5 separate regions of the Mus musculus genome follow, and all the other regions are linked to region 5. Evidence: chromatin loops called from intact Hi-C (ENCODE). Cell type or tissue: gastrocnemius. All regions are shown on one strand. Links, peaks and the distances in the headings refer to the core of each region. The heading gives the core; the rest is flanking DNA. Region 1 holds the start of Phldb2 (pleckstrin homology like domain, family B, member 2). Region 2 overlaps Phldb2 (pleckstrin homology like domain, family B, member 2). Region 3 overlaps Plcxd2 (phosphatidylinositol-specific phospholipase C, X domain containing 2). Region 4 holds the start of Gm31198 (a long non-coding RNA gene). Region 5 overlaps Phldb2 (pleckstrin homology like domain, family B, member 2).

Region 1 (5,933 bases), core at 644-5,643, 87 kb before region 5:
TTAGGGAATCAGTGTTGGAAATGGTAAATACGTGGTCAGAAGGCATCCATGTGGGCTGCTGCCAGGGGTCTGGGATTCGGGAGGCGTGGGTTGGGGTGGGTGCAAAGTTTGTGGAGAGTCAACTCATGATGGGACTTAGTTCTGTGGGGGTAGAGTGATAGCACCAGTGGAAGCCCCTAGACTGAAACTAGGTCCAGAGTCTGAATTCTGGGTAGTCAGTGCTTAGATCAGAAGAAAAAGGAAGAGAAAAGGGAGCTAAGGATCAGCTGGTAATTGCTACTGAGGAGTGAGATGCACACCCCCACCCTGCCCCCGTGCTGAGAGAATAGTGATGGAACTTGCTAATGCTGAGAGACACAGCCAGCTCTTGGTGCACTCCAGCCTGATCCCCCTACTCCTGCCCCCACAAGTCCCCAGGCCACCCCCAAATCTATTTCCCCTTCCTGGGGATACTCATGCTACCCACCTAGAGCCCTCCCCTTTACCTACTCTTTGGGCCTATAGATTGTAGCTTGATTATCCTTTATTTAGCAGCTAATATCCACTTATAAGTGAATGCATGCCATCTTTACCTTTCTGGGTTTGAGTTTCCTCACTCAGGATGATTTTTTTTCTAGTAGCATCCATGTGCCTGCAAATCATGGTGTCATTTTTAAAACAAACGAGTAATATTCCATTATATTACTGTACCACATTTTCTTTATCCATTCTTTGGCTAGGAACATCTATGTTGCTTCCGATTTCCAGCTATTATGAATAAAGCCACAATAAGCATAGTTGAGCAACCGTCCTTGTGGTAGGATGGATGGTCCTTTGGATATAAGCCCAAGAGTGATATAGCTTTGGATATAAGCCCAAGAGTGATATAGCTTTGAATATAAGCCCAAGAGTGATATAGCTTTGAATATAAGCCCAAGAGTGATATAGCTGAATCTTGAGGTAGATTGATTCCCAACTTTTGGAGGAGCCACCATATTGATTTCCACAGTCAGCCCTTGGTGTTTTGAGTCAGGCTTTACATAGCTCAGGCTGGTCCTAACTGGTTAAGAGACCCAAGCCTGCACGCTACTCTTGATCATCCTGCATCAACTGGTCAAGAGCTGGAATTATTGTCCCGTACCACCATACCTGGGAAGAAGCAATTTTTTCAGTTGCATAATTTAAGCTCAGGGGAATACAATAAAGGCAACTTCTGACTGGAGTATATGGGAAGGCAGAGAGTTGAGATAGCTTTTTGTAACAATTGGCCATCATTTTGCTATAGTTAAACAGGTAAGTGTATGGAGAGGCAAGTGGCTCAAGAGTGTCTTTCCTTTCATTGAGATGGGATAAATGATTTTAAGTTGATGGAGATGAGGTGAAAGGATGGGGTGTAAGTCATGTGAATTTAATAGCGTGGGATACCGAGGTGGTGCGTTGAGAATGCTCTAAAACACAAATCATCCTTATAGGAGTGGTTCTCATGGAAATTAGAAGTCAAAATTTCGGGGCTGGAGAGGTTGTTTGGCAGCAAAGAGCTGTCTAGCTTTTGAAGAGGATCTGAGTTTGGCTGTCAAAACCCTTGTGGAGTGGCTCATGGCCATTTCTGCTTTCCCTTCCTACTTGGATTCACGTGCACACACATGCACCAAAGCACACGCAGGAATAAATAGTAAACATTATTTAATCTTAAAAGTCATACTTTTGCTCAATAAAACATTTTAAATATGCATTTTATTAGTGCGTGTTCTCACAGCTAAAGGCATTGTGTATAGATGAAGCATAGGTTTATTAACTACTGGAAGTACCTACACTAGTACCCCTGTTGCTATTGCTACAGCCTTGAAGACATCCTTGGTGGTAGCTAAAACAATTTGCTAGGGCCATATTGTTATTAAAGAGCTTGCCGGTCCTGGACCTTGCGAGTTCCTCCAAGGTTCTTGTCTTTCTTTGACTTAACCCCACTGGGGCAGAACTTTACAAACATCCACATTTGCATGCGTCAAGACAGACTAGCTGCTCAGGGAAGCAAGGCTGAAAGGCGTTCACGTTAATATTGCTTCCACTGGTTATGTTAAATGTGTTGGAAAATGCAGAACCCTTTATGAGACATCCCTCCAAGGCAATCAGTATCACGGAGTTTTAAATCTGCTTGATTCCAGCCCTGACCCCAGGCGGTTCCATTGCCATTTGGCACAGCTGCTTTTCTGACGCATCAGGTAAACCTGCCCTGGGGAGAGCAGTCTATGGTGAAGTCACCTGGAGTTTCACAGAGCAGAAACTTCGTCCTGGGGAGGAAATCGCACTCCAGGACGTGTTGTGTTCTCTCGTCCCATTTCCACCTTATTTAAAAAAAAAAAAGAAAAGAAAAGAAAAGAAAAGAAAAGAAAAGAAAGCCAACAACAAAGGTTTCTAGCACATAGCTGCGAACGTAGCTTTGAGAAAGTGGAGCCTAGAGATGTGACGAGTGGCCAGGCCACTCCAAACGCAGTAAAAGCAGCAGCAGCTTAGCTCCCTAAGAACCTAGGCTCCAGGACTTCCTAGCTGGGAACTCCAAGGATCCGCTGCGGTGCCTCGAAACTCGGGTCGGGACCAGGAGGGAGCTTCGAGGAGTCCACCACCGCGGGCCGAGGGGCTCTGCTGAGTGTGACACAGAGCACCCAGGGTGCCTGCCTTCTGTGGCCGCCTGCATTCGGCCACCTTATCGCCCCAGGTGAGTAGTGGGCTACAGAGGGCCTGGAGGAGCCGGCCCGCATTGCCTTTGCGCACCCTGGTGGCTCCTTGGGGACACAGCCTCCCCCTCAGCCGACTTGGTAGCCGCCCGTCTCTCTGCGGAGGTCGGGGGCGGAGAGGAGGCGGTGGCCGCCCCCACCGGGAGGGGCGCCCGGAGTGCGCGGTGTGCGGCGGCAGGGTCTGGCTGCAGCCTGCGGCAGCGGCGGGGACCGGACTAGGACACAGGGAGAGAGGGAGGGCGGAGGCAAGGGACAGGCCCAAGGGCAGCGGGACCCGAGGAGAGAGTTGCAGTTCCAGAGAAAGATGAGCTGGTGAGTGGGCGCCCTGAGCGCAGATTTTCTTTGCTTCCCTTGCAGGCTGTAGAGACAAAAGCCCGGGCAGGGGTCCGCAAAGCCTAAACCTTACAGTCCTAGAGTGCTCTGTCCTCCATTGTGCACGGCGATGCGGGGTGGAGGCATTGTGGGGAAGGGGTGTCCAGTAGGGGTGAGGTTTTCGTGAGTGATTGGGTCGAAAAGGCAGGATTTAATTAAGGGTCCCGAAGGCAACTTTTGCGGAAAGTCTGGATTGCTTAGACAGAGATCTGGATTCCGGGGATAAGAAGATCCACAGCTGGATCTTGAGGAGTACGGGACTCAGATAGGACCTTTCTGAAATCGGCTTCTAGTTGTACTTTGTTTCTAGAATGAGGCTGCACGGCGAGCCTCCGGACCGAGATTCTTTCCAGGAGCTCCTGACTGTGATTCAGTTATGGTTTCCCTATCATCCCACACTGAGGGCGTGATGGTCTCTTTCTCTGTGGTGATAGCAGCTGCAACTCTGGGTAGCATTTCGACCCTCTGCTTCAGCCGCTCAGAGAGCCTGCTGAACTCTGGCTTGGTGCGCTCAGTAACTTCACCCTTGCCAGCAGCACTGGAAGCGGGGAGGACTTAGCTAACTCCCGCCACCGGCAGGAAATTAAAAGGCTGACGGGCTGTCCCTTCCCGGATTGGGGTTTCCTGTTTAAAAGAGCTTTATAAGTCCAACCTCCTTCCAGAGGCTCCTCTTTTACCTTTCTCACTTCAAAGAGGGAAGATTCCCACAGTCTTTTATGTGGACTAGCCAAGACTGGAAATCCTTTCGTCCGGCCCAGCCCTCTTCCCTAGAAGTCTTCCTTTTGTGGTATCTCAAGTGTTCTAGGATACACAGCTAGTCTCCTAGCCAGTCAGAGCTGTGAGGGTAAGTCTAGTAGAGACATAAAATGTGGAGTCCGTTAGTGTAAATATTCACACGTTTCCCCCTCCAGTGTATGAACATGTAAATTACAGATGTAAATGTTCAACTCTGACGCTTGTAACAAAGCTTCTAACTTGGGCTTCACTTGTGTGTTTGAGATTATTTTTCCTCTGGGCTTCAAACGACTGAATTTAGATGGAAGGTTCCAAATATGGTTCACAGTTTCATAGGGTTAAACGTTTGCCCTCGGAGCACTTGAATTCTTAGTTCCTGGTAGGCTAGCAACACATTCATTGGGTCTGAGGTAAATAATCCTTTAGAGTGGTCTACTATTTTAACAGAACATGCTTGGTGCCATTTGAACCTTAAATGTGCCATTTAAGGTTCGTTGAAAAGTAACAGTTGTGTTTTCCTGAGGTTCCCTTCCTGGACTTAGTTGTTTAAAAGTTTTTAACTGAATGGTTTTTTTTTCTTTCTCCTTATAAATACATTGTGGAATTTAAACATTGCGTATAATTAAGAAACTCCGCAGTCTCCAAACATTGACAAAGGCCTTTAAAAGAGAGGAGAGATGAGCCTTTGCATTTAGCTTGGTGTAGCTTTTACTCCAGAGGCAGGGAAGTTTGCAAATCCTAGCACGCTCACAAATGGCAAAAGGAGATGTTTGGTTAAGAGCAGTCATCCAGGGCAGGCAATTTGCAGGCTTCTGTCTGGTTCCCCACAGCTGGCAGCTGCTGCTCTTTTGGGGTGAGAAAGGACAGCAGGGCTATCTGCTGCATCCCTGCTTGGGGCAAGCCAGAAAAGCTAGATAAGAAGGTGGGTGAAGATGCAGCCCATCTCTTCAACAACTCTGGCCAAAGTGCGTCACTTCCCCTGGCATTTTCAGGAGAAGGGAGAAAAGCCAAAGTTGACTTGATGGAGCTTGATTGAAGGGCTTTTCGTTACTTTCTTCAGTGTTGTTGGCTCTATGCATGGTGGGTTGTGGAGTGTAATGGAGAACTCACTTCAGGAGTCTTTATTAGTTTTGCATCATTGTTTAAAGCCGTTGGGGCATTGTGGTTATAGTAATTGACCTTACAGGATGCTACATTTCAGCCCTTGGCAGAGAGGGGTTGCCTCAGGTGACAGGGAAAGACAGGAACATTGTACATTTTCCAAGAATACCTGAGCTTTATAAATTGTCATTAAATCTCTCTGAGCTTAATTATTAAATGTGGGGAAACACCTTTTGAGTGGTGTGCTTTGTCTTGAAAGCCCCGAAGTGTGTTTTAGCAGTAGTTCTCAGGAAGAAGGAGTGGCCTGCTGTCTGAATCTTGGCAAGTCTTTTGGTTATGAAGCTGAGGGTAGGAAGGTTCCATCAGCCTCCATTGAATAGAGATCTGGGATGCTGTTATATACCAGGACACATCTTAGCATCTAGAACACACAGAGAGCTATCTGTCTCAGACCCTGTTCTACGGCATTTCCCTAGGTCACGCAGATGTTAGTAAATTGGGGATCTTGATTTAGTTTAGATCTTCACAAATTTACTTAACTCTTGTTGTTCACACATACCACATCCCGCAAGCTTTTTCATCTGCCGTGGACCCTTCTGTCCTTAGCACTAGAAGTCTCTATATCCTGTAGAGATGAAGGACATTGTTAGGTTTCCTTTATGCTTTTGAATTGCCTAAAAATTGAATTTGAGCACAAGGGAGCCTCAGCGATCACTAAATTCAATTCTCAGTTCATAGATGATAAGCCCAGGGATTAGAGACTGGAAAGTCCTTGGGTGAGTTAGTGGCAGACACAGCTCTTGCTAGAGCCTGAGACTAGAGAATGTAATAATTGATATTTAGGAAGGCCAGACTTAAAAACAGAGAAACAAACCAAAGCAAAATCAAGAACAAAAACTGGGACTTGACCCTTCTTGAGAGTTTTAGCAAAAGCTTTCCCCAATTTGAAAATAAACTCCTGGATGCGGGCAGTAATGTAAGCCTGAGTGACTACAGAGCATATGTCTGGGTGTG
Region 2 (5,933 bases), core at 585-5,584, 60 kb before region 5:
TACGAGCTAGAGAAACCACTCTAAAGTAAACAGGTTCCATCCATTTGATACCTGCATATTTCCCAGTAATCCAACTGAAGTGATAGTTCCCTTATGGGCCTGGTAGTTTTGAAAAAGAGAAAGTTTAACATTTAAACTTGACTCTGTCTCAAGTGTATTATTTGGCAACGTTGCCAAAAGCATCTGCATTCTATTGTGGAGAACCAGAGGATTCCACAGATTGCACCGTGGCCATGCAGTATTTTCCTTTGGGCTGATGGTAGTCATTTGCAAAGCCTTGGCAAACAGGATCGTTGCGGTTCAGAGCTGCTTAGGGCCACAGTTGATGCTTAGTTCCTAAACATATTGTAATACAAGCCTGCTCTCATGAAACACACCATGAAATCAGCTTTTCTGGAATTATTTTTTTCACATATTCTAGGAGACTCCTTGAGGCTAAGGTTAGTTGTTTGGAAGCCACAGATCAATATTTCCATGATACTGTAGAGCGCAGTCATGTGACATGTCTGAATCAGCAATCCCTTGATATTTGGAAGGCATTTTATGATTATAGTGCCTCTTAAACCACTTTACAATGAAAGAATTTTAATTTGCAAGTATCTAGGATTGTGTTTGTCTGGTTCACTACTGCAGATTGACCACTGATAACTGGAGTACTGGAGGTACCACATACCTTGTATAATTTTTTTTCCCTGAGGTTTTGATTGGGGTGTTTGTTTGTTTGTTTGTTTGTTTGTTTTTGTAGAGAGTAAATGTTTTTCTATGTCCAATTTTGACATCCATTCTAGTTTTCCTCATTCTGTAGCTGTTGGTTGCACCCTTGGTCACTAGACAGTGTGAGTTCTATTTCCCTTTGGAAAAAGAAAACTGAAAAGGGTTATTTTTTCTTATTTTGGAAATCTTGTAGTATTCCATAATAGAATTCTTGGAGGAACAGAATTAACAGAATATGTGTGTGTGTGTGTGTGTGTGTGTGTGTGTGTGTGCCTATCTATCTATCTATCTATCTATCTATCTATCTATCTGTCTGTCTATCTATCTATCATCATCTATATAGAGAGATGTTATATAATCTTATACACTTATTTATTATATTGGCTAATATGACTGAAGGCTATATAGTCCCATCACGGATTTCTGCATGATGCTGAGTGAGAGAAACTGGTAGCCTCTCAATTCAAGGAGCGGGAAGCCTCAGACCAAGGGACACTAATGATGATCTCCAGTCTGAGGGTGAGGGCCCGGAAGCTCTCCTGTAAAGTTGTCTGGTGTGCGCTCCTGCTGAAAGGCTGAAGAAGCTGGGATCTGATATCTGTGGGTGATGACAACAGTGAAAGATGCTCTCGCCCAGGAAGAGCTGAGCCTAACCGACTGGCTTCTTCCTTCTTTAGCTGTTTGTCCCACTGGGGCCCCAAGCCTTTTAGAAGGTGCTACCAATATTCATTGGGAAATTTTACCCTGCAGTTGTCCTATATGCCAGAAATCTTTAGCAATGCCCACGGAGGCACAGCCAGACATGTTGCTAAATCTAGATGTCTGTCATTTCAGTCAAGTTGACAATCAAAATGAGCCATTGTGAATTATTTTCTTTGTTGTCATTTTGTTTTGTTGTGTTGGTGGTTTTCTTCGTTGTTGTTGCTTGTTGGTGAGTTTTGGTGGCTTTGTTTGTTTGAATCAGGATTGGTGCTTTTCAGAGTCTTATGAGAACTGAGGCTCTGGGTACCAGTGGGTTTCAGAATCTTGTTTATATACTGTTGAACAGACCATAAACCTGATGGTTCCAAAATGAAATGACAGTGTAAATCAACACATATGAGAAATGTTTGTGTTTTATGCCATTCATTTGCTTGTTTTCCAATATCCAAATGCAGATCATATTTCAAGGATCAGAGAGATTATGGTTAACATTATTCAGTTTTGTCATGAAGACAGAGTTCTATAGGGATCCAAAACTGGTGAGCACAGGGCGGGTGGGGAGGGTGGAGAGGAAGGCCAAAGACACATTACCTGTCAGTGTGTTGGGCGTCTCTTTTTGTTCCTGCTCTTTTGTGTGCTTATCACCCCGGTCCCTGAAAAACAGCTTAAAGCATCTAAAACCTTGGTGCCAGAGCTGGGGCAAATTAAATTTGGCAACATTTCTTGGTTGGATAGAAAAAGGTATAACATTCAATGCTAAGAGAATAGTCATTTTTATCTAATTGTGGTATTAACCTTTTAAAATCTTACCAAGAAGGTCATTGAAACACAAAAGCAGGCTTAAGTATGGAAGTCACACACATACACACACACACACACACACACACACACAAACACACACATACCACCACAGTCTCCTTCCTGACATGGCTCTTCCGCTTGCTACATCCTGACGTGCTTTTAGTATTTAAAAATGTTTGGACTGCTGGGAAGTGAGCCAGGAGTTGGTCTATGAAACAAATAAGCTCAGTGGCCCAGGTTAATTTTAAAGATGGCTGCCTTTTGGTATTCTGAGATAGAATAATAATTACTAGATTTCCTCTGAAGGTCCAGACCGAGTGTTGAATTATTCCCACAGAACCTTTTCTCAGCTTCTGCATTTGAAGTAGCCAGTGATTACTGCCCCACCCTGCCCCAATTCCTTGTCTTCATCCGCTCTCATGGACTGATAGATCCAGCTTAGAAATATAATGCAAAACATAAATAATAGCCAAGTAGTCATTCTAAACTTTCTTCCATTAAGAAAAACTTTTTTAAAAGCAGATGAAGGGGCTGGAGAGATGGCTCAGTGGTTAACAGCACCGACTGCTCTTCCGAAGGTCCTGAGTTCAAATCCCAGCAATCACATGGTGGCTCACAACCATCCGTAATGAGATCTGATGCCCTCTTCTGGTGCATCTGAGAACAGCTATAGTGTACTTATATATAATAATAAATAAATCTTTTAAAAAAAAGTAGATGAAATTAAATACATAGCATTGGGCAGAACAGAATTAGGTTGACAATTCTGTCTATACCCAAATAAGCTATGCTTCTAAGTAAACAGTCTTCCTTGGTCTGTAAATAAATAAACCTATAACCATTGGGTGATATGTAGAATATTATCAATCATCAGATCACCTTGGCTCATTGGAGAACAAAGTAAGAGTTTGCTCTCTTCATCTTTCAAATAAACTGATGGCACATATGAAGGCATTCCTTAAATATTGAAGGAATCAATCTTTAACAAGTTAGGTCTGCCAGTTATCCTCTGGGAACTGAAAGGAAGAGTTGTCATGTCTTTGCCCTCTTCTTCTCCTATTTGAGACAGATGGGCAGGAAAGGAGTATGGAGGGAAGGTTACAGCTAGCAATAATTTCATGGTTGTACTTGAGGGCTGTGAGGAGCTAAAGACTGTATAGTCTGTAATACAATAGGGTGTGGGAATGACTGTTCAAAGCAGGCTCCTCTACCTTTTGAGAGCAAACCCTAGGTTCTTATTACAGTGGCAGTACAAGCTATTGCCTCTTGATGGTGCCATGCATTTAGAAAATGCTTCTCAGAAGCAAGTGCTGTGGATTCTGAACCATCAAAGCCTTTTCACTCTCAGGCTTCACACTTAAATGCAGAAGGCTGCTTCAACTAAAAAGAGCACTGCATGCTATTGTGGGAGGTTATGGAAGAAACCCCACTCTTTCCACATAAGTCAATACATGAACACTTGCTTTTAAATAAAGAACAAAGCTGATGAAACAAATTCATGTGTGTAAAAAACTAGAAGAATATTGACATTATATTGATACCAAGAGTACATGAACACTTCGGAGAGATCTGTTGGCTTTGCATTGAGTGTGTATTATCCATTGGCAAGTTACTTAGTGCATCTAAACTAGAAGTTTTTTAATGGATCTGCCTTGTAACAAAAAAAAAAAAAAAAAAAAAACTATTTTCATAAAAGAATAGGTTTCAGTGACTTTGGGTTAATATTATATTTGTTACTATTTCCGATTCTAGAAAGGCTCATGGGAAGCTTTGAAATGGGCAATGTTTTTAACATTTGAGATTAATATTCCAAGAAGTATAGAAACCTACAAGTACCATCAGAGAAACACATTCATCACTTTATTCACTTCCACATCATAGCCTATCATCCAGGGATGTCAGGGCTGGAATTCAAGCAGGGACCTGAAGGCAGAAGCAATGGAGAAACACCGGCAACAGTCTACTCTCTCTTTTTACAGATAGTTTCCCTATATTTTTCACTATCGTCTTGATGTACAAAGATTACTAGATTTTTAGAAGAGGGTGGATAAAGGGTTTTTAAGTTATTTTTGGTTTGTGTGTATGAATGTGGTGCCTGCATGTATGTGTGTGTACCACATGCATGTATGGTACCTGTAGAAGCCAGAAAAAAAAGCACTGGATCCCTTGCATCTGGAGTTACTGATGGCTGCGAGCCATTATGTGGGTGATGAGAACTGAGCCCAGTTCCTCCAATAAGAGCTGCCTATGACTGCTGTGTCATCTCTCCAGACCCAAGGATAGAGCTGGAGAATGGAAAGAAGTAATGATGTTGGTGCCGCCCACAAACTGATTTTCATTAAACAGAGTAAAATAGTATGTAAAATTTTAAAGTAATTATTTTATCTGGTGTTTTGTAGATTATAATCTTTCAAAAGAAACCAAATGATCCTGAATTTGATCAAGCCCAAGTGAAAATTAGGCAGAGAATGGCCATGTTGGCGCTCTGGTAGTATGACCAGCACTTGGTGTCTGTAAAGGGGCTCATTCGCTGTTTGGGGTTCCTCAGACACACTGTAAGAGTAAAGCAATGTGGCAGGTTTTCTTAGATGCCATAGAACATGTATTTCTCTCATGAATTTTCTTTATTTTGAATGAGTGCTTTAATAAGGAGACACACATGCCCCCCCCCCTTAGAATGCTAGGCATCTGCTCCCCACCCCAACGCTAGCTAGCCAGTCAATCACAGTATTTTTGAATAATATATGTTAATATTACAGGTCTTTCATCTTTAACTTTTTTTTTTAAGTTTAAACCAGTTTAAACCTGGCTTGCTTGACAGTTGACTTCAAATGCAAATACAGAGGTCCCTTGTTGAAAGGGCTTGCTGAAATGAACCTGAGTCTGCCTAGCAAAATACGAATAATTGTGAATTGGAAAAGGTAGCTAAAAAACATTGCTGGGTAAAAATTACTAGAATTAGTTAAACTATATTACATTAGGCATGTTGGATATGCAAGAAAACACAAGTAAACGCTGCCTCAAGCATAAATGAATACTTTATACAAGCTATAATTTTATACTCCATTATTACATGTGTCAATAATGAAATGTATTTTAATAACTATAATATTTTTATATTTACAGCTTTTTAATTTATCAGTCCCTTCTATCATAGAGACACAGCTAGAAATAGTAGAGGCAATAGGTTTGAGGGAGACAAGGCACACATGTGTAAGAGTAAAATGTGTGTTTGAAGAATTGCTTGCTAACAAGCTTCATGTCTCTGAGTACAAGCAAAGGTGGGAAGTGACAAATGGCTCAGACATTTGCATGATAATATTACTCAGCTGACCTCCGAAGTTCTAAGGCAGAGCCAAGGGCAACATGAGTAGCATCCGGGGTTTTATGTCAAGGGTGTAGTGTATATTGGAGACTGGATTTTGTTAAGACCAATTCTTTCTAGAACCCACTCTATTGAATTTAGTGTGCCACGGGGAACATACATTTGTCTGTATTGGTGGGAATAGAGGAATGAGTAACAGTGAGATGTTCAAGCGTTTTCTTCCAGGTTACTGTGAGTCAGGAAGAAAAGTCTTAGCTCAGCCCTGCACTGTCTAGTACACTCTAGTTACCCTGTTTTATACACTAAACTGAAACACAAGGCACCTGTCTGGCTGGAAACTGCAAATGTAAATCCAGAATCAGAATTCAGACTCTGGGGGTCTGGCCTTGAG
Region 3 (5,933 bases), core at 655-5,654, 210 kb before region 5:
TCACATGTCTAGTCAGTTACATGCCCAGTCACATGCCTAGTCACACTCATTTGGTTCTGAGTTTGAGAAACATGGTTTCATATAATAGCCATGTGCTTAGTCAGGTGTTTTAAAGGCAAGCAAGAACAGTGTTCTTGCTTTGTGCTGAGAACTCCTGATAATGTCAACCATGGACTGAAGATGGGCTCATTTCCACGCAGCCCTTCAAAGTCTTAACGAAATTAACTGTGTTCAGCTGGCCATGGTGCTGCACACCTGCAATCCCCAGCAGTTGGAAGGCTGAGGCAAGGGATTGTGAGTTCAAAGCCAGGAGAAGCTATGACTAGGCTAGATGCTAACACTCTTTGGGAACAAGGGTATGGTAGAGTGAAACCCTGTCTGTAGCCCAGGCTGGCCTCAAACTGACTGCTTGCAGTCCTCCTGACTCAGTCTTCAAGAGTGTTGGGATTCTAAGTGTGAGCTAACAAGCGAACCAAATGAAATCAAATCAAATCAAACAATCAACCTTAATTCAGTGTGATATCTCTTAAAAGGACCTAGAATTATGCGTTTTTTTAAAAATATATGTTCAAGTTCCTATTCCATTTTCTTCATTCTTTGTAGCTTAATGTTACTTACTCATTCAGTAAAAGTGAAGTTTTCTGTATGTTCAGAAAAACAGAAAGAGTACCTGGGAAGAGGCAGATGGAGAGACACAGAGGACTCCTGTAGCCTTTGCCCCATAGTCTTTTAGCAAAATCTAACATGAACATTTCTATACCTGAGTGAAGACCAGTCCACTGCAAGTCTGTGTGGGCCGCCAAAGAGGCTATTTCACACGAAGGATAGGTCCTTTATTCTGAATAAAAGGCACCCTTTTGCAAATGCTTTTATTTGATTCTTAAATCCGGGCCAGTGTTTTGACGTGGAGAAGGGGCATGCCATGTAAGGCCCCTTGTGGGTCCTAATATACGACAGTATTCAGGGAAGCTAAATGATCCAGCATCACAGATTACAACTAAGATTACAGCCCCTGTGAGAGCCAAGAGCCTGTCAGGTCTGCCGGGCTTCCGTCTGTGTAGTGCTGGGCACTGCTGTGAGCAGAAAGAATGTCTAAGCTTAATTTCCTAGTGTTTCTAGGCCCCCGTGATTGAGTTAGTAGTCCCTGGATCTAGTCAGTTCACACTAGTTACAGCTGGTAATCCACACTCTCACTAGTCTCATGTCCTGCTTTCTTAGTCTTGCTGCCAATGAATGATGCCTCTCTGTTTAATGGTCAAGAAGATGAGCGCAAAGGCAATGTCTCCCAGCTGGTAGTGAGAATGTGTCCCTCAAATGAGTAGCTCTCTTGGCATCCTCACTGTTTCTGGTCATGGGAATATTAGGAGTGTGATCCTACATTCCTGTGCCTACACATCAGTGGAGCAGGAACGTGGCTGTGGTTAGGAGTCTGTTCCCAAGTGCCAGCAAATCACATGACTGTCATTTCACAACTGAATAATCGTGGGCTCTCCCCCTGAGCACCAGCGCCCTGAAGGCTGTCTGTACTGGCTAACTGAACAGGGATGCTACATAGCTGATTCCGAGCACTGATCAACAGCTCAAAGCCAGGGAAGATCCAGTGTGTCTTCCTACTGGGGACCAGGTAGTTTCCTTGGTAGGAAGCTAATTCCCAACTTTCAGATCCACTTGGAACATGAGAGTCTCTTGTTCACGTTGGTTCATCACCCTGGAAGAAAGCCACAAACATATATAGACAATTCAGCCTGGATTTCTGTTGTAGCTTTCCTCAGACTGGAAAACACCTGATCCAAAAGGCTCGCAGTGAGTCAGAATGCAGTCAGGAGGCCTGGAGTTGAAACCTGTAGGGTCCCTACTAATGTCATTGAATTATGTCCCCTCTCTTCAAATTAACCAGTTTTAAAATAATAATATTAAAATAATAATTCAACCAGGTTTAGTGGTGCATACCTTTAGACCTAGCACTCCAGTGGCAGAGGCAGACAGATCTTTGCGAGTTCAAGGCCACCCAGAGCTATGTACTGAGCCCCTCCCTCAAGTTAAGGTGAGTACATTTAGAGACATTGCATTTTAAAGAGAGAATTAAGTTAAAAGGCTATTACGGTGGGTTCTAATCTACTCACATTGAAGTCCAAAGGAAACTTAAACCCAGAGACAATAGAAGAGAAGCAAGACAGTGTAAGCCTGCAATCCCAGCATCCATGCAGAGGAGGGGACAGTCAAGGTCATCTTTGAAAATGTAATAAGATCTCCAAAAGCACGCAAAAGGCAAGAGACTACAGGAATATGTGTGTGCATACAGAGAAAATGACACATAGGTTGCTGAGGGGAGGGCATGAGGAGGAGGAAATCTCCTGCAATAGAGAATAAGGGCTTCAGAAAAAACCCAGCCCAATAGCATCTCAACCTTGACTTGTAGCCTCTAGAACAGGGGAAAATAACTCCAGTTCTTTGAAGTCAACAGTGTATATGCTGTTATGACAGAGTAAGTGAGCTAACACAGTCCTCTGGACAATCGGGTGTCCCTGCACATGTCCTTGAGGTCTCTGAGATGAGCTTTTCTTCACCACTTAATCTGGAAAGTATGGATTTATAGTCTGCAAAGGGTCGGGGCTGCCTCTACCTGGCAAGTATCATTCCCCCAGAATGACCAGCAGGTGGCGCAGGATCTCCAAACATAGGTTCTGGCCAGGGATCCTTTGAATCCTAAATGTTACAAGCTCACTACTACTGTGTCTTTCACGTGGGACGGATGGGAAATTTTGGCCTTTGTCTGAGAGTTCTGTGTTCTTCAACCCCGCTTCCCAACTTCACAACTTCGTTGTGTGGATATATAAGAGGTTTCCTATCCCTACTCCCCCAAATGTTTCTCTTTCGACCTCTTTACTCTTTCCTTTATGATACCTTTCCTTTGCCAAATACACGACACTGCTCTAAGCAGCCATTGCTCTGAACACTTTCCATATACTATCTTTCTGATTGATCCTGTTTCACAGGGAAGAGTAGCTGACAGACAAGGAATTGTAGTCAGTTAAGATCATCAAGCGTCCCAACTAAAAGTAGAAGGACTTTTGTACCACAACCAGCTAATACAATTTTTTTCTAAAAAAGTGATTTGATCAATAAGACTATTTCAACTCATGGCAGTGAAGTCTCTGCTGACTGAGAGAAGAGCTGAGGTCTTAACATCACTTTTTCTAGAAGACTACGAAATGAGGGTACATCAAGCTTCAGTGGAGGATAGAAATGGGGTGCGGGGAGAGCCAGAGAGTAACAGAAGAGAGGGACGGACCATGGATGTTAGCTAGAGCAAATCCAACCCAAGGGATTCCTAGACGTGCAATAATCAACTGTAGGCCAGTTTCTACCTTCCTTTGCTGGGTATTTCGTGAGCTGTGTTTACTGTTACAAGATAGCCAGTAGCCTTGATGGTTCTTCTCTTCCTCTGTGGCTCCTCACACGTAGGTCACACTGGAATGAAAGTGTTATTTACATCATGAGCTCTGAGCCTCTGACACACCGGAAGTCTTCTGTTTATCAAATAACCCCAGCAACTGTATTCAAGAGACAGCTGATTAAATATTAATCTACTAAAGAGCCATGAGCAGTACGAGGATAACTATCTCTGTGGAAAGTGAACCCTGGCCTTTTGTAAAAAAAATTAACTGGTAGTTTTTAAAAAGTAAGATAAAGGTGAATCCGCTGAAGCTTTCAGAAGGAACTGTGGAAGGAAGGAAATCTTTGTGAATTGGAAGTGAATGTGTTTCTTAAGCAAATCACAGAAATTTAAAAAAAAAAAATGATGGGGGATTGGAGGGATGGCGGGAGTTACGAGCACTCACTGGAGAGGTGGCTAAGCCGAAGACACAAGTTCAGCTCTCAGCCTATAACTTCAGCTCCAGGGGATCCAACTCCCTCTTCTAGATTCTGTGAACACCTCTGCACACACATGCACATACCACCATGAGGTCACACACACACACACACACATGCATACATACACATGTACATGCCCCCATAAGGACATAGCCACATAAATAAATCTTTTTAAAGAAAAAAGATAACAAATTGCACTCCATCAAAATTAAGAAATCCAGGCTTATCAAAATATTTTGTTGAGAAAAATACAAGGTAAAAGAAATGTCTGCCAAATATATCTGACAAAAGGCTAGTATCCCAGATGTAAAAATGTTTCTAAAACTTAACATTTAAAAGAAGAAAGAAGGAATAATATCAAGCCATATTGTGTGAAACTCTCAGAGAACAAATACAAAACTGGAAAATAATAAAAAATGATTAAAAAGTAGGTGGAAGAATTGTTAAAGTGATGAATACATGGATACTTGCAAGAAAAGGGCACACAAATCCAGTCTGTATTCCCAGCAATCCTTCTGCTTCAATCTTCCATAGGCTAGGATCACAGACATGCATGAGTGGCCACACTTATTTTAGAATGACTAGATTTCACAACAGTAATGGGACCAATTTTTAGGGAGAACTTTAACGGTCCGGAGCTTTCCTGTTCTGTTGTTGCAACTGTAAAGTGGGGTGGCCCCCTCGAGGAAAGCTCTGGCAGTTTCTTATAAAACTAAATATAAATAAACCCTTGATTTTTATCCAAGTAAAATAAAAGATGATGCCCATAAAAAAGACTCATAAAAGAATGCCCATAATAGTTTATTCATAATGACTGCGAATTAAAAACAGTCTGTGTGCCTATCAATAGGAAAATGGATAGGTTGTGTTGTATTCATACAGAACGACGGTGATGTGCTGATAGATACGTGGCAAGCAAAATAGTAAAATAGCAAGAGATAGGGGCGGGTCCATTTACTGTAAAACCTCATTCAATTTGCCATCTGTTTGAATTTTTTTATGAGGAACCCTAAGAACCTAACAATAGAGGACTGATGGACTCTGTGTTACGAGGTCCTTCCTGTTAATGTGGCTGTCCATTTGATGCTAGAAGCAGATAGTCATTTGCATAACAGAAACCTTGGAGAGGTTAGTTCTGGTGGAAGCCTGATCAGTATGCATGGAGATATAAGGCTTATGTGTTTCTGACACACATTGTGTCGTGACAGAAGCGGCTCATGCCCTTTGCTGCTCTTGTCACTTTAACCCTAACTATCTGTTTATCCTCTTTTCACCTAACCCTTTCTCCATGTAGGAATCTCCCTGCCATCCTTGATTGGGTGAAGACTCAAAAGCCTGGCGCCATGGGTGTCAACATCATCACATCTGACTTCGTGGACCTGATAGACTTTGCCACGACTGTGATTGAGTTGAACGACCTCCTAGAGGATCGAGCTCTGACTAAGTGTTGAATTCATGCTTTGTTTAATTTGAGGTTGAGGTTGTTGATATAAGGTAGGATTCTAGAGGGTTCTAGGAAAGATGACTCACTTGTAGGCAGTCACGGGGAAGTGAGGAAGGAAAAGAAGGCCCTCTCTTTCCTCACATAGCTACTTGGACTTAAAAAAAAATCTAAGGGGTTTCCATGCATTTTCCCCCAAAGACACTTTTACAAACTTAAGTCTAAGAGAAGAATGCATGTTTCCTATGGTTAACATCAGGATCTCCCCAGTGGCTTGTGGTGGCAAATGGAAGATGGAAGCATCCTTTTCAGGTTCTGTGGGCTATGCAACATCCTAACTGGCCCAGCTTCCTCTTGTCTTCTGTGGTCATTTGAGCCTGTGTGAAGACTAAGTCAGAAAGGCATTCCTGGTCAGAAGAATGGCACATGTGAGCGTGGACCATCCTGAGAGCTCTCTGCCATCAACCCAGAGCTCTAAGGGGCTCCTATGGAGCCAAGAACCAGGTCTCTCATGAACTGTACAGTATCACCACTTTCTACGAGAGCAAGATATGTTTATTATCACAGTGCTCAGCCACAGGCTGGCTCTGCATATCTTGGGCTAGAAGTGGGCACC
Region 4 (5,933 bases), core at 334-5,333, 270 kb before region 5:
ATCCTGCTCCATTGCTAAGGACCAGCCTTGGCTTGGTTGGGGATTCTGAGAGAAGGGGTATCTGGGAGTGGCCAAAACAAATCAAAGTCTAATTGTGAGTCCAAGTTGATGGCCAGACCTCTGCTGGAGTCAACTTTCTAGCGTGTTTTCTCTCTGTTCTGCATTCTTTCTGATTTGCTTTCTCTAGAAATCTCTAGACAGCTCTGTCTCTATCTATGTTCTGCTTGAGACAGTTCTCCAAGAAGTTCTCTCTTGATATTCTAAAACCTTTTTTCTGGAGAGCTCATCTCCTGCAGATCATAAACCCAGTTTTTTTTTATTTTGCATACCAATCCAGTCATTTATTTCAGGTTACCTTTTAATTATCCTAAGAATCGGAATCTGGCGACCCTAGCCCATTAGTTCTTAGGAGACAGCAAGCAACTATTCTCTTTCAACGTTGCAAAAGAATTCAGAGACCGTCCTGCTTCTATTAAGCACAGACTATAAGCTAGATCATAGGACCCTGTCCTGAAATTACCATTTCTTTCAAACCTGAGCCTGGACTCATTGTTTCCCAGGCTGACCTTGAACTCAGGAATCTGCCTGCCTTAGTATCTTTCTGACAAGCTGGCTCCTAGTGTAGTTACCTCTGTTCCTTTAGAGTCATAAAGCCCCTCGTAATTCATATCACATCCTTATGTATAGTTGAGAAGTTATATATTTTCAAACTCACCATTTTAGAGTTCTTGTCCACAGCCTTAAGGGCTGTCCTGAAGGTCCCAGCATTTACCATTTTGCTGAGACATTAGCCACACCTTCATCTCCTGGACTCGTCCAGACTGATTCTGGACTCAGATCATGACGTCATTAACATTAACAGGGAGCACATTCCTTGAAGGAAAAATATAAAGATATATACATTGTTATACAAACAAGCTTTATGTCCATGGTAGTCATTCACACTCATGGAAGCCCACACCACTGGCCCTGTCCGAGGGGCAGGAATCATATCATCCTGTCCCCATCAAGACTATGTTGGACTCAGAAAGTCTCATCCATAGGCAGTAGGCAGAGAGAGACACTGAGCCTGGGTTGGGCTTTGAAACCACAAAGTCCACATCGAGTAACACACTTCCTCCCACAGAGCAACACCTTCTAATCCTTCTTAAGTAGCGCCACTGCCTTATGACTACGCATTCAACCCTAGGATCCTATGGGGGCCATTCTTACTTAAACCACCACAAGACCTCTTTCCATCACCTGAACCTTTGGGGTATAGGGCTTGACCATTATTTATTTATGCAATAAATACTTGAAGTGCAGTGGCTGGGACTGCAGGTCAATTGAGTGCTTGTGTCGTGTGCATGAAGCCTGGACTCAATCTCCAGCACTTGATAGACCCCTTTAATCCCACCACTTGGAAACTGGAAGCAGGATAATAAGAAGTTTAAAGTGATTCTCAGCTATATATTGAGGCCAGCCTGAGATACGTGAGATCCAGTCTTAAATAAATAAAGAAGTCAATAAATAGGTAATAAATACTTAACGTGTATCTATACTCTATTCTACGGAAATGAAACTTTTGTTTGCCATTGCTGCTTTGGTATAAAAATGAATTTACTTGTTCTTAAATATGTATTTTACCTATTTGTATCTCTGTCCCTCTGTATATATGGTGATAAGAGGTTAAAACCAGAAGCAGGTGTTAGATATCTTGGAGCTGGAGTTACAGGCATGTCAGCTGCCACATGTGGGTTCGGGGAACCCGAGTTTAGTCCTCAGAAATCACACAGTGGAAGGAGAGAACTGACTCCAACAAGTTGTCCTCTGACCTCCACACGCACACACACTGTGGCACACCCCACCCCATCCCCCCTATACAGACACATGAAAGCAAGACATTCTATTAACAACAACAACAATAACAACAAGAGTGAACTCACTCATTCTGTCCTGAGGAAGCTGCCTTTGCACGTCTCAGCATCACTAGCATAGGGGTGAGACCTGGACAAGTGTTCCATAGAAACGTGATGGGAGTGAATGCTAGGAGAATGATTGACTGGGAAGAGACAAGTTCCTGGTGGAATAAATAATTAACAGGAATGTAGATGTGTCTCACCTGGGTAAGCTGAGCTCTGCTACTTTTGAGTGGATTAACAATTGCTTGTTCTGTCTTCCTACCTTTTTATTTTTGGTTTTGTTTTCCCAAGTAAGAATTTGTTTGGTTTTTTACAAACACAGTCGCAAATGTTTAGGACACAAAAATCCCCAGGAAAGTTTACTTAGAGGATGGGAAGTACTATGCCCCAGAGGATCTGAACAGGCTTGGCTTCTGAGCCAGGAACCAACAGGAAACATCCCCCTAGTGCTGGCTCCCTGGTGCTGGCTCCAGGTTTAGACCTGTTGGGGTATTTGGAAACTGCATGGCAATCTTTATGTGTGAAGTGAGGCTTCAGTACCAGCAGGTGGCTCCCTAGCATCTGAAATCACAGTTTTTGCCCAAGTGCTAAGGGCTTTCAAGCGTGAGATGTTGGGTGGGTCTGGCTAACAGGGATAAGACAGGATAGGAGGAAGAAGACAAGATATGAAAACAAACGTTACCACCATCAATATGGGGGAATCTCCTTTAGAGTATTCTGTAGTAACACTCTGTTATTGCTAAAGGAAATGCTCTATGAAACGAAAACTTGTTATGCCAGACACATTTGAAGAATACAAAAGCTCAAAGTCTCTGATTGGCTACCGAGCTTACAAATGTAGCCAGCCACTGGCACATCTGGCTCTGTCTGCGGTCACAATGGTGGACCACAAACACAGGGTGGGCATGTGGTAAGAGCCTATGACTATTTCCTGCCTAAGACACTGCTATCTTACCCCAAGTGTACAGCCAGCCCTGGTGGAATCAGGGGCTGAGTCACAGTAACAATCAAGCAATTTTTTGGGGGGGGGTCCAGACCTGATAACAAAATAAGTGGACCAAACACCATTCCTCTGCCTCATGGTCAGGCATGTGTGTGTTCCTGTATACTTCTGTGCTTTCTTTTCTCCTCCTAAGGTCCACCGCTGCTACGGTGCTGACATTCTTCCTAGAGGTAATTGCTGCTGCCTGTATGTCCCCAGCACCACTCCAGTTAGATACTCGGGTCTCCATTACACAGGAGATTTTGCTGTTCCTTTGAACGAGAGGGAGAAAGTTGGAAATGACTTGGAATAAACTTTATTGAGGTGGCAATGACAAAACAACAACAAACGAGTTGATACTACATCCTAGCTCCTCATTTCAGTATCTTATCCTCTCCCCACCTTCACAGAGGGAAAATACATATATGAAGTGGGGGAGGGAGGAAGGGACAGACAGACAGATTGACTGTCTGAGACACACACACACACACACACACACACACACACAGAGAGAGAGAGAGAGAGAGAGAGAGAGAGAGAGCACTGTAGAACCCAGAGTCTCACATAGCCTCCTCACTCATTGCAAGCAATAACTCTGGACTGGACATACCTGGATCCCGATTCTGTTTGAAATCTATACTTTTTTTCCATCCTAGCACAAAGCCTGAGTAAGCTATGGTATCTTTTACCCAGGAAGCCAAAGACAGCCCCAATACCACTAGGACAGTATATTTTCTCTAAGAATCTTTGAATGCTTTCAGTTATGTAAGACTCAGGCTAGGTATCCTGCCAAGCAGACTTAGCTGAATGGTAAGCCATTTAGGCAGCTGCCCTGGAGCGCTCATGCATCATTTATAGCCTGAATTCAAACCAAACAAACACACTGGCTTCAGAATCTAGATTCTTTACAATATATAGTGTAGCCTTTAAGGAGGGGCCAAGTGCTATGGTCACCTTCTCAGGTCTCCATTAAGTTCCTTACTCAAGTCTGGAGAGAACATTGCAGAGAACAAAATCTGTAGATGGAATCTGTAGGGTAGGAACAGGCTTGGCCTATAAAAGATTGACGATGCTTTAAAGTATTGGAATATAATTTAAGAGGTTGTCTGGCTGCCCACCCAGGTCCTAGAATTACAGGTTCTTGGAAGAAATGAGTAGGGCAAGCAGCAGAGTTAAGGAAGCCCGTGTGTTTGCTGCCAAGCTCTCCCACTTATTTTTGCTTAGATAGTTGTTTTCAATCATTTCCCTAAACGATTTTTTTCATTATTTACCAGTCTGCTACAGTAATCATTCTACTATACCGTGTAATTTTATTTCCCTTCGTTCTAAAAACTCACAACAGTTTCTTTCATCTGAAGAAAAGGGCAAACTCTTTAATGCGCTTTGGTGGTAAACAAGCCTTGCCTGATTTATGATAATGATAGGTGACACAGAGTGGGGAGCCCTCGGGTCATAGTGACGAGCCTTGGAGACACAACTCTGCTCCCAAGGAACTGGGAGGTATTCACCCTCCAAGCAGCAAAAGTCTGAGGTCCTTAGGCTGTTGTGAAGGTTAACTGAAAGTCCTAGGGTTGTGTGTCCATTCATTCTCACGTGCTATTCCGCTGTGACTTTCTTCTAAAACTCCATGTCCTGGCTTTGCTTATGTTTTCTCCACTGGACCTGTCTTTCTACTCTACCCCACCCCCACTTTCCAGGAGCAGCTCTTCTTAGAACCCAACTTCTTCCTTGAATGCCTCCTATGTCCTTTGCCCCTTCCTTCCTCTCATTCTATAACCTCTTTTCTTTGTCCTCAAAAGTCTAACAATACACCATTTTTTGTTTGTTTTTTTCTTTCTCTCTGTCTCTCTGTGTGCATGTCTCTCTGTCTCTGTCTCTGTCTCTCTCTCTTGTTTTCTTTTTGTCTACTAATTATGCACTATCTGGGAGCTATTTAGCTTTCTCTCTATTCCTGCAATCTGTCAGAATGATTTGGACATAGTAAGCACTCCAGTTAGTAGTAATTATTCATTAGCATTAACCTACTTTCACCTTTTGTTTCTCCTACTAGGCTCCTGTCCCCTCGACAACTTTGACTACATAGAATCACTAAAACATTAACTACTCAACTTCTGAATACTAGTTTTTTAGTCTAAAAGTTATGTTTCTATGTCTATCATCTAGTTTTCCTTGTCATTGTTGTTGAGCAACAGAGTCTCTCAAGTTATAGACCTTCGTGACCTGGAACTCACTATCTAGCCTACATCGGCCTTAAACTCTTGGTCCTACTGACTCAGCCACCCAAGTGGAAGATTACAGGCATAATCCACTGCGTAGAGATCATTGGTGCTTCCTTAACATTCCTTGTGAGGCAGGCTAGAACAACCTGGGAGGGGAACGAGTCTGCTTCCTATGCTTGTTACTGGGAATCAAGCATGGGGAGCCAGACCAACCCAAGACTTTCTCAGAGGCTCTCATGAAAGGACAAAAGGAACTTTACTTCTGTGCCCTTGCCCAGGAACAGCCTTGGCAGGGCTGTCTGATGAGAGAGATAGCACCTCATTGGCATCAAGGTTGCAGCTTCTGGGGACCTGACTGTTTCCCCTAGGCTACTGCTATTTCTTATTTCTTATCACCCCTGCCTCTCCCAATCAACACCTTAGCATTCAGGGCCCTTATTCCTACTGGTTCAGGATAATCAGGAAAACTTCCCAAGCTGGATGTGGTGGCCATACCTGTAAGACTTATGAGTCTGACCCTGGGGAATCAGGAATATCAGGAGTCCAAGGTCCTATTTAACTACATAGTAAACTCCAGAGTGTACTTGGCTTTTTGTGACCCTTTCTAGAAAGAAAGAGAAAAAAGAAGCACGTAGGAGAGAGAGGGAGAGGGAAAGACAAAAAAAAAAAAAAGACAAAGGAGGGAGTGGAGGGAAGGAAAAGGGGGAAAGCTTCAACCCAATCAGGATTGTAAGCAGCCTGCCTGGCAGGAATGATTACAGTCTAGAGATACCAGTACCCCTCTCTTTGGCTATCAGGCTATTGAAGCAAGAGCTATAATTTTCATCTCTG
Region 5 (5,933 bases), core at 377-5,376:
CTAGCCTTTAAAGGTGGAGGTAGGAAGATAGTGAGTTCTAGGCCAGCTGGGCAATGCAGTGAGGCTCTGTCTCAAACGTGTTCATACAGGGCTGGGGAGATAACTCAGTCTATGATGTACTTGCCACACTAGGGTTTGAATCTGAGTTCAATCTCTAGAACCAGTTTAAATAAATAATAAGTGGAAAGAAAGAGAAGAAAGAAGGAAAGAAAGAAAGAGAGAGAGAGAGGGAGGGAGGGAGGGAGGGAGGGAGGGAGGGAAGAAGAAAGAAAGAAAGAAAGAAAGAAAGAAAGAAAGAAAGAAAGAAAGAAAGAAAGAAAGAAAGAAAGAAAGAAAGAAAGAAAGAAAGAGAGAGAGAGAGAAAGAGAGATACCAGGGATGATGGCACAGGTCATTAGGATCTGAGTTAAATCCCTAGAACCAGTTTAAATACATACATACATACATACATACATACATACATACATACATACATACATACAATGCCAGGCATGGTGACATAGGCTTGCAGTCCTGCAGTCCGTGTACAGGAGAGGCAAAGATATATGCCTGGGATTTAACCAATCAAAGTAGAGGACTTCTGAAGAACACCACCTAAAGTTGCCCTGTAGCTTCTACACATGTGAGCGTGAGCACACATACCTCTACCCCAATGAACATACATATACATACCCAGGTGTCCATGTACACATATGACTTAGTCATGCTTTACATGATATACTCTAATAACCCAAAGGACTCCGAGTATCCCCCTTTGCACATATTTTTATGCATGTTCTATGAATGCGCCCCCTCGGCTGGACTCAGTGCTATGGGGACATGAATCTTTCCATTCTCAAGTCGACCTAAAAATAAGGCAGATGCTTGAGGGAGCAAGCACACTGGACAGGACACAGCAGGGCTCTAGAGTCCACGACATCAGGAAACATGGCCTCTGGCCTAGACTCTCAGAGTTCTTTCAGCTCCCACTCATTTTGCTTTTGGTTTTGATTTCCCTTCACTGGTGGGCGTGATGTCGTTTCCAAGATGAACTTTTGTTTCTGAAGCTCTTGAACTTTTTTGTGTTGTTTTAGCACTAAAAACTGACCACCACTTACTCAGTGCACCTATTACTCAAGTCACTTCAACATTAGTGTCATTTAAAAAAGTCAGATGCCCACACATGTAAAGGGACAAATTGCCCAACTGAAGACAGACTTCAGATGTATCATTTACCTAGAGTGTCACAGTGTGACGGCTAGTTGAGAGGCGGTGACTGAAGAGAAGGCTTGAATGGCTGTCAGTGTTAGACCTGGAGGCTGCATTTTGGACACCTGCTGACTTACCTTTATCTTATGGGTTTCTAGCCAGTGTGCACTGCCCTGGTCTTTGTGTGCCTCTTTTTGGTTTCTACACTGAGATAAATATTGAGTCAGCTATGGTTTTTAGAGATGAGTTGATTAGCCCCCAAAAGACCAAATGACTCATGAAGAGTATCTTTCAAATTGTATATACTTTGATTGTGACATTAAACTTGACCTGTGTGTGTGTGTGTGTGTGTGTGTGTGTGTGTGTGTGTGCAGTGTGTGTGTGTGTGCCTGTGCGTGTGCGTGTGCGTGTGTGTGTGTGTGTGTGTGATTTGATTGTAACTTGTAACTTTGGTGTGTGAGTCTGGTCAGGTTATGAGGTGTTTTTTAAATATATTTTTTATTAATTCTTTGAGAATCTCACCCATGCACACAATGTATCTTTGATCCCACTCATCCTCCCCGACTCCTCTCCCTCAGCAAATATTCTTAACAGGCTCTTTATTTGCTTCAGTGCCAGCACATCCAATATTGCCAGAATAGAAGAAATGGAGAGACTCTTGAAACAGGCGCACGCGGAGAAGACTCGGCTGCTTGAGTCCAGGGTAAGAGTGTCCACTCCTGCCAGGAGTCTGGGATGGACAGTGGTGGCAAGGGGCCCTACCCTTGCCAGCAGCCTTCTTTCGGGGGCCTTGCTGAGTGCTGTGACCTTGGGAGCTGCTCAGCCTCCTTTCCTTTCCCAAAAGCAAAGGTGCTAAAGAATTGGCGCCCAAAGCCCTTTACTGCACTTCGGTGCCTTGGAACTTGAAGCGTGGGCCCGGGTTTCACACAGACTGAAACGGCTGCTCTCTACTGCCTTCCCTCCCCCTGTGATAACCAGTGGACGGTTTTTTGAAGGATTAGGGAAGAATGATATTTCTTTATGAATTCTCCTGTCCTTCCCAACTCACGCTGACCGTGCTATTGTGATAGCCAAAACCCCCAAGGTATTGTGACTATTTCAGGTCAGAATCAGAAGAACTTCCTTGGGACTCCCCCCACCCCACCCCCAACGCCTTTGCATCCTGCCATGAGGGCACCTCCTTTCCTTTTCCAACTTCCTACAAAACTTCCTCTATGGCCTTCAGCCAGAAGCCGCATAGCAATAATAGGAGTTAAAGGGACCGGTAGCCTTCACCCAGAGAGTCTCCCAGAGAACAGCTTCATGGCTAGGGCTGTATGACATTTGAAAAAGGAAGAACAAAATGGCTGGATGTAGTCATTAGCCAAATTTTCACTGAAGACTAAAATTTAATGGTTGGTTGATTAATTAATAGCATAAGGTGACTTTGGGAGCTATGCAGAGGTTATATATTTTAAGAAACCAGAACAGAAGATGAAAATTGTCTAAAGAGAATTTGGGTATTTACTTCTTGGTCCCTTAAAGTATAATTGCCACAATTGAAAATAATTATGGTTCTGTATAATGATAATTAGGAACGGGAAATGGAAGCCAAAAAACGAGCTCTGGAAGAAGAAAAACGACGCCGGGAAATCCTGGAAAAACGATTGCAAGAAGAAACCAGCCAGAGGCAGAAGTTAATAGAAAAAGAAGTCAAAATAAGAGAGAAACAAAGGGCACAGGTTGGTCTATCAGAGTGAATGCATAAGTGTAGGTTGCCCCCTGGTGGTCAATTTGTAGAAGACTTTAATTCTGTCTAGGAATATCTAGTGTTTGGCAGAACAGTTAAGAGAAAGATGTGGGTTAGTGTGCGGGCAGTGATCACTTTAGAACTTCGAGGAAACTGCCGTAGAACTACCCTAGCAGAGCAGAAATTTGCTCCACTCACATGTGATTCATATGCTCTATTTAAATGCTAGAAAGAAAGAGAGACTTCTACCCATTCTCTGGACATTTAAGGGAAAATGAATAGGTTTTATCTAGCTTTGAAAAGGGGCATTGCAGTGATCATTAAAAACACACACAGGGGCCCAGGGAGATAGACCAGCAGTTAAGAGCACTTGTTGCTCTTCTAGAGTTCTGGAATTTCTGTTCCCAGGCAGCACTCAAACATGGAAACTCTCAACTGCCTGTCTCTATAACTCCAGCTCCACATGGCCCAATACCTTTTTCTGGACTCTTCTGGTACTGCCCTCAACTGCACATTTACACACACACACACACACACACACACACACACACACACACACACACACACACACAATATATATATATATTTATATATATATATAAAGATGATAGTTTAGAATATATACACACATATATAAACATATATATGTATAGATAGTTTGTAATATGTGTATACATTATTATATGTATACATATATGCACATCATTATATATGGATATATACATATATGTATTTCAAACTATCATCTATACTCTGTATAGATGTATATGTATACACACAATGTGATGTATATGTATATACATATGTGTGTGTACACATATTTTCTTTTTTTTTTAATTTTTTATTAGGTATTTAGCTCATTTACATTTCCAATGCTATACCAAAAGTCCCCCATACCCACCCACCCCCACTCCCCTACCCACCCACTCCCCCTTTTTGGCCCTGGAGTTCCCCTGTACTGGGGCATATAAAGTTTGCGTGTCCAATGGGCCTCTCTTTCCAGTGATGGCCGACTAGGCCATCTTTTGATACATATGCAGCTAGAGTCAAGAGCTCCGGGGTACTGGTTAGTTCATAATGTTGTTCCACCTATAGGGTTGCAGATCCCTTTAGCTCCTTGGCTACTTTCTCTAGCTCCTCCATTGGGAGCCCTGTGATCCATCCATTAGCTGACTGTGAGCATCCACTTCTGTGTTTGCTAGGCCCCGGAATAGTCTCACAAGAGACAGCTACATCTGGGTCCTTTCGATAAAATCTTGCTAGTGTATGCAATGGTGTCAGCGTTTGGATGCTGATTATGGGGTGGATCCCTGGATATGGCAGTCTCTACATGGTCCATCCTTTCATCTCAGCTCCAAACTTTGTCTCTGTAACTCCTTCCAAGGGTGTTTTGTTCCCACTTCTAAGGAGGGGCATAGTGTCCACACTTCAGTCTTCATTTTTCTTGAGTTTCATGTGTTTAGGAAATTGTATCTTATATCTTGGGTATCCTAGGTTTTGGGCTAATATCCACTTATCAGTGAGTACATATTGTGTGAGTTCCTTTGTGAATGTGTTACCTCACTCAGGATGATGCCCTCCAGGTCCATCCATTTGGCTAGGAATTTCATAAATTCATTCTTTTTAATAGCTGAGTAGTACTCCATTGTGTAGATGTACCACATTTTCTGTATCCATTCCTCTGTTGAGGGGCATCTGGGTTCTTTCCAGCTTCTGGCTATTATAAATAAGGCTGCTATGAACATAGTGGAGCATGTGTCCTTCTTACCAGTTGGGGCATCTTCTGGATATATGCCCAGGAGAGGTATTGCTGGATCCTCTGGTAGTACTATGTCCAATTTTCTGAGGCACCGCCAGACTGATTTCCAGAGTGGTTGTACAAGCCTGCAATCCCACCAACAATGGAGGAGTGTTCCTCTTTCTCCACATCCACGCCAGCATCTGCTGTCACCTGAATTTTTGATCTTAGCCATTCTGACTGGTGTGAGGTGGAATCTCAGGGTTGTTTTGATTTGCATTTCCCTGATGATTAAGGATGTTGAACATTTTTTCAGGTGCTTCTCTGCCATTCGGTATTCCTCAGGTGAGAATTCTTTGTTCAGTTCTGAGCCCCATTTTTTAATGGGGTTATTTGATTTTCTGAAGTCCACCTTCTTGAGTTCTTTATCTATGTTGGATATTAGTCCCCTATCTGATTTAGGATAGGTAAAGATCCTTTCCCAATCTGTTGGTGGTCTTTTTGTCTTATTGACGGTGTCTTTTGCCTTGCAGAAACTTTGGAGTTTCATTAGGTCCCATTTGTCAATTCTCGATCTTACAGCACAAGCCATTGCTGTTCTGTTCAGGAATTTTCCCCCTGTGCCCATATCTTCAAGGCTTTTCCCCACTTTCTCCTCTATAAGTTTCAGTGTCTCTGGTTTTAAGTGAAGTTCCTTGATCCACTTAGATTTGACCTTAGTACAAGGAGATAAGTATGGATCGATTCGCATTCTTCTACATGATAACAACCAGTTGTGCCAGCACCAATTGTTGAAAATGCTGTCTTTCTTCCACTGGATGGTTTTAGCTCCCTTGTCGAAGATCAAGTGACCATAGGTGTGTGGGTTCATTTCTGGGTCTTCAATTCTATTCCATTGGTCTACTTGTCTGTCTCTATACCAGTACCATGCAGTTTTTATCACAATTGCTCTGTAGTAAAGCTTTAGGACAGGCATGGTGATTCCACCAGAGGTTCTTTTATCCTTGAGAAGAGTTTTTGCTATCCTAGGTTTTTTGTTATTCCAGATGAATTTGCAAATTGCTCCTTCTAATTCGTTGAAGAATTGAGTTGGAATTTTGATGGGGATTGCATTGAATCTGTAGATTGCTTTTGGCAAGATAGCCATTTTTACAATGTTGATCCTGCCAATCCATGAGCATGGGAGATCCTTCCATCTTCTGAGATCTTCTTTAATTTCTTTCTTCAGAGACTTGAAGTTCTTATCATACAGATCTTTCACTTCCTTAGTTAGAGTCA

The links. A loop is a pair of places that touch in the nucleus more often than their neighbours do. Peaks named below come from ENCODE experiments on the same cell type or tissue, not always from the same donor. Only the 100,000 strongest peaks of a DNase experiment are listed, where the experiment ranks them.
Region 1: it touches region 5 in a loop (2.5-fold over the local background); 7 of 42 quality-filtered maps call a loop at or near these places.
Region 2: a loop joins it to region 5, with 6 times the contacts of the local background. A loop is called at or near these places in 14 of 42 quality-filtered maps.
Region 3: a loop joins it to region 5, with 10 times the contacts of the local background. A loop is called at or near these places in 33 of 42 quality-filtered maps.
Region 4: it touches region 5 in a loop (4-fold over the local background); 18 of 42 quality-filtered maps call a loop at or near these places.

Annotation. Positions count from the first base shown.
Region 1 is chr16:45,841,298-45,847,230 of GRCm38, reverse strand. Phldb2 (pleckstrin homology like domain, family B, member 2) reads left to right here and starts at 2,853. Exons shown (of 18, transcript NM_153412.4): 1 at 2,853-3,023. In gastrocnemius, for the core only: a CTCF peak has its summit at 2,747; DNase peaks (open chromatin) are centred at 2,180, 2,822, 3,593 and 4,675; H3K4me3 peaks cover 3,503 bases; H3K27ac peaks cover 3,429 bases.
Region 2 is chr16:45,814,432-45,820,364 of GRCm38, reverse strand. The region is part of intron 2 of Phldb2 (pleckstrin homology like domain, family B, member 2); the gene reads left to right. Among named protein-coding and RNA genes, the nearest start is that of Gm52249, 22 kb to the right of the region's middle. In gastrocnemius, for the core only: CTCF peaks have their summits at 2,896 (motif pointing left) and 3,477; no DNase peak of the experiment used is centred there.
Region 3 is chr16:45,964,412-45,970,344 of GRCm38, reverse strand. It overlaps Plcxd2 (phosphatidylinositol-specific phospholipase C, X domain containing 2), which reads left to right. Exons shown (of 4, transcript NM_001134480.1): 4 at 5,171-5,933. The coding sequence ends at 5,327. It overlaps Gm15638 (predicted gene 15638), which reads right to left. Exons shown (of 3, transcript NR_152226.1): 2 at 3,369-3,471; 3 at 1-1,708. Among named protein-coding and RNA genes, the nearest start is that of Gm15638, 22 kb to the right of the region's middle. In gastrocnemius, for the core only: a CTCF peak has its summit at 2,651 (motif pointing right); a DNase peak (open chromatin) is centred at 2,658; H3K4me3 peaks cover 343 bases.
Region 4 is chr16:46,019,244-46,025,176 of GRCm38, reverse strand. It overlaps Gm31198 (a long non-coding RNA gene), which reads right to left and starts at 2,981. Exons shown (of 3, transcript XR_384882.2): 1 at 2,939-2,981; 2 at 1,926-2,059; 3 at 754-873. In gastrocnemius, for the core only: a CTCF peak has its summit at 2,438 (motif pointing right); DNase peaks (open chromatin) are centred at 2,446 and 2,829.
Region 5 is chr16:45,754,075-45,760,007 of GRCm38, reverse strand. Phldb2 (pleckstrin homology like domain, family B, member 2) reads left to right here. Exons shown (of 18, transcript NM_153412.4): 14 at 1,801-1,891; 15 at 2,763-2,909. Among named protein-coding and RNA genes, the nearest start is that of Abhd10, 14 kb to the right of the region's middle. In gastrocnemius, for the core only: a CTCF peak has its summit at 2,949 (motif pointing left); DNase peaks (open chromatin) are centred at 2,355 and 2,925; H3K4me3 peaks cover 802 bases; H3K27ac peaks cover 2,693 bases.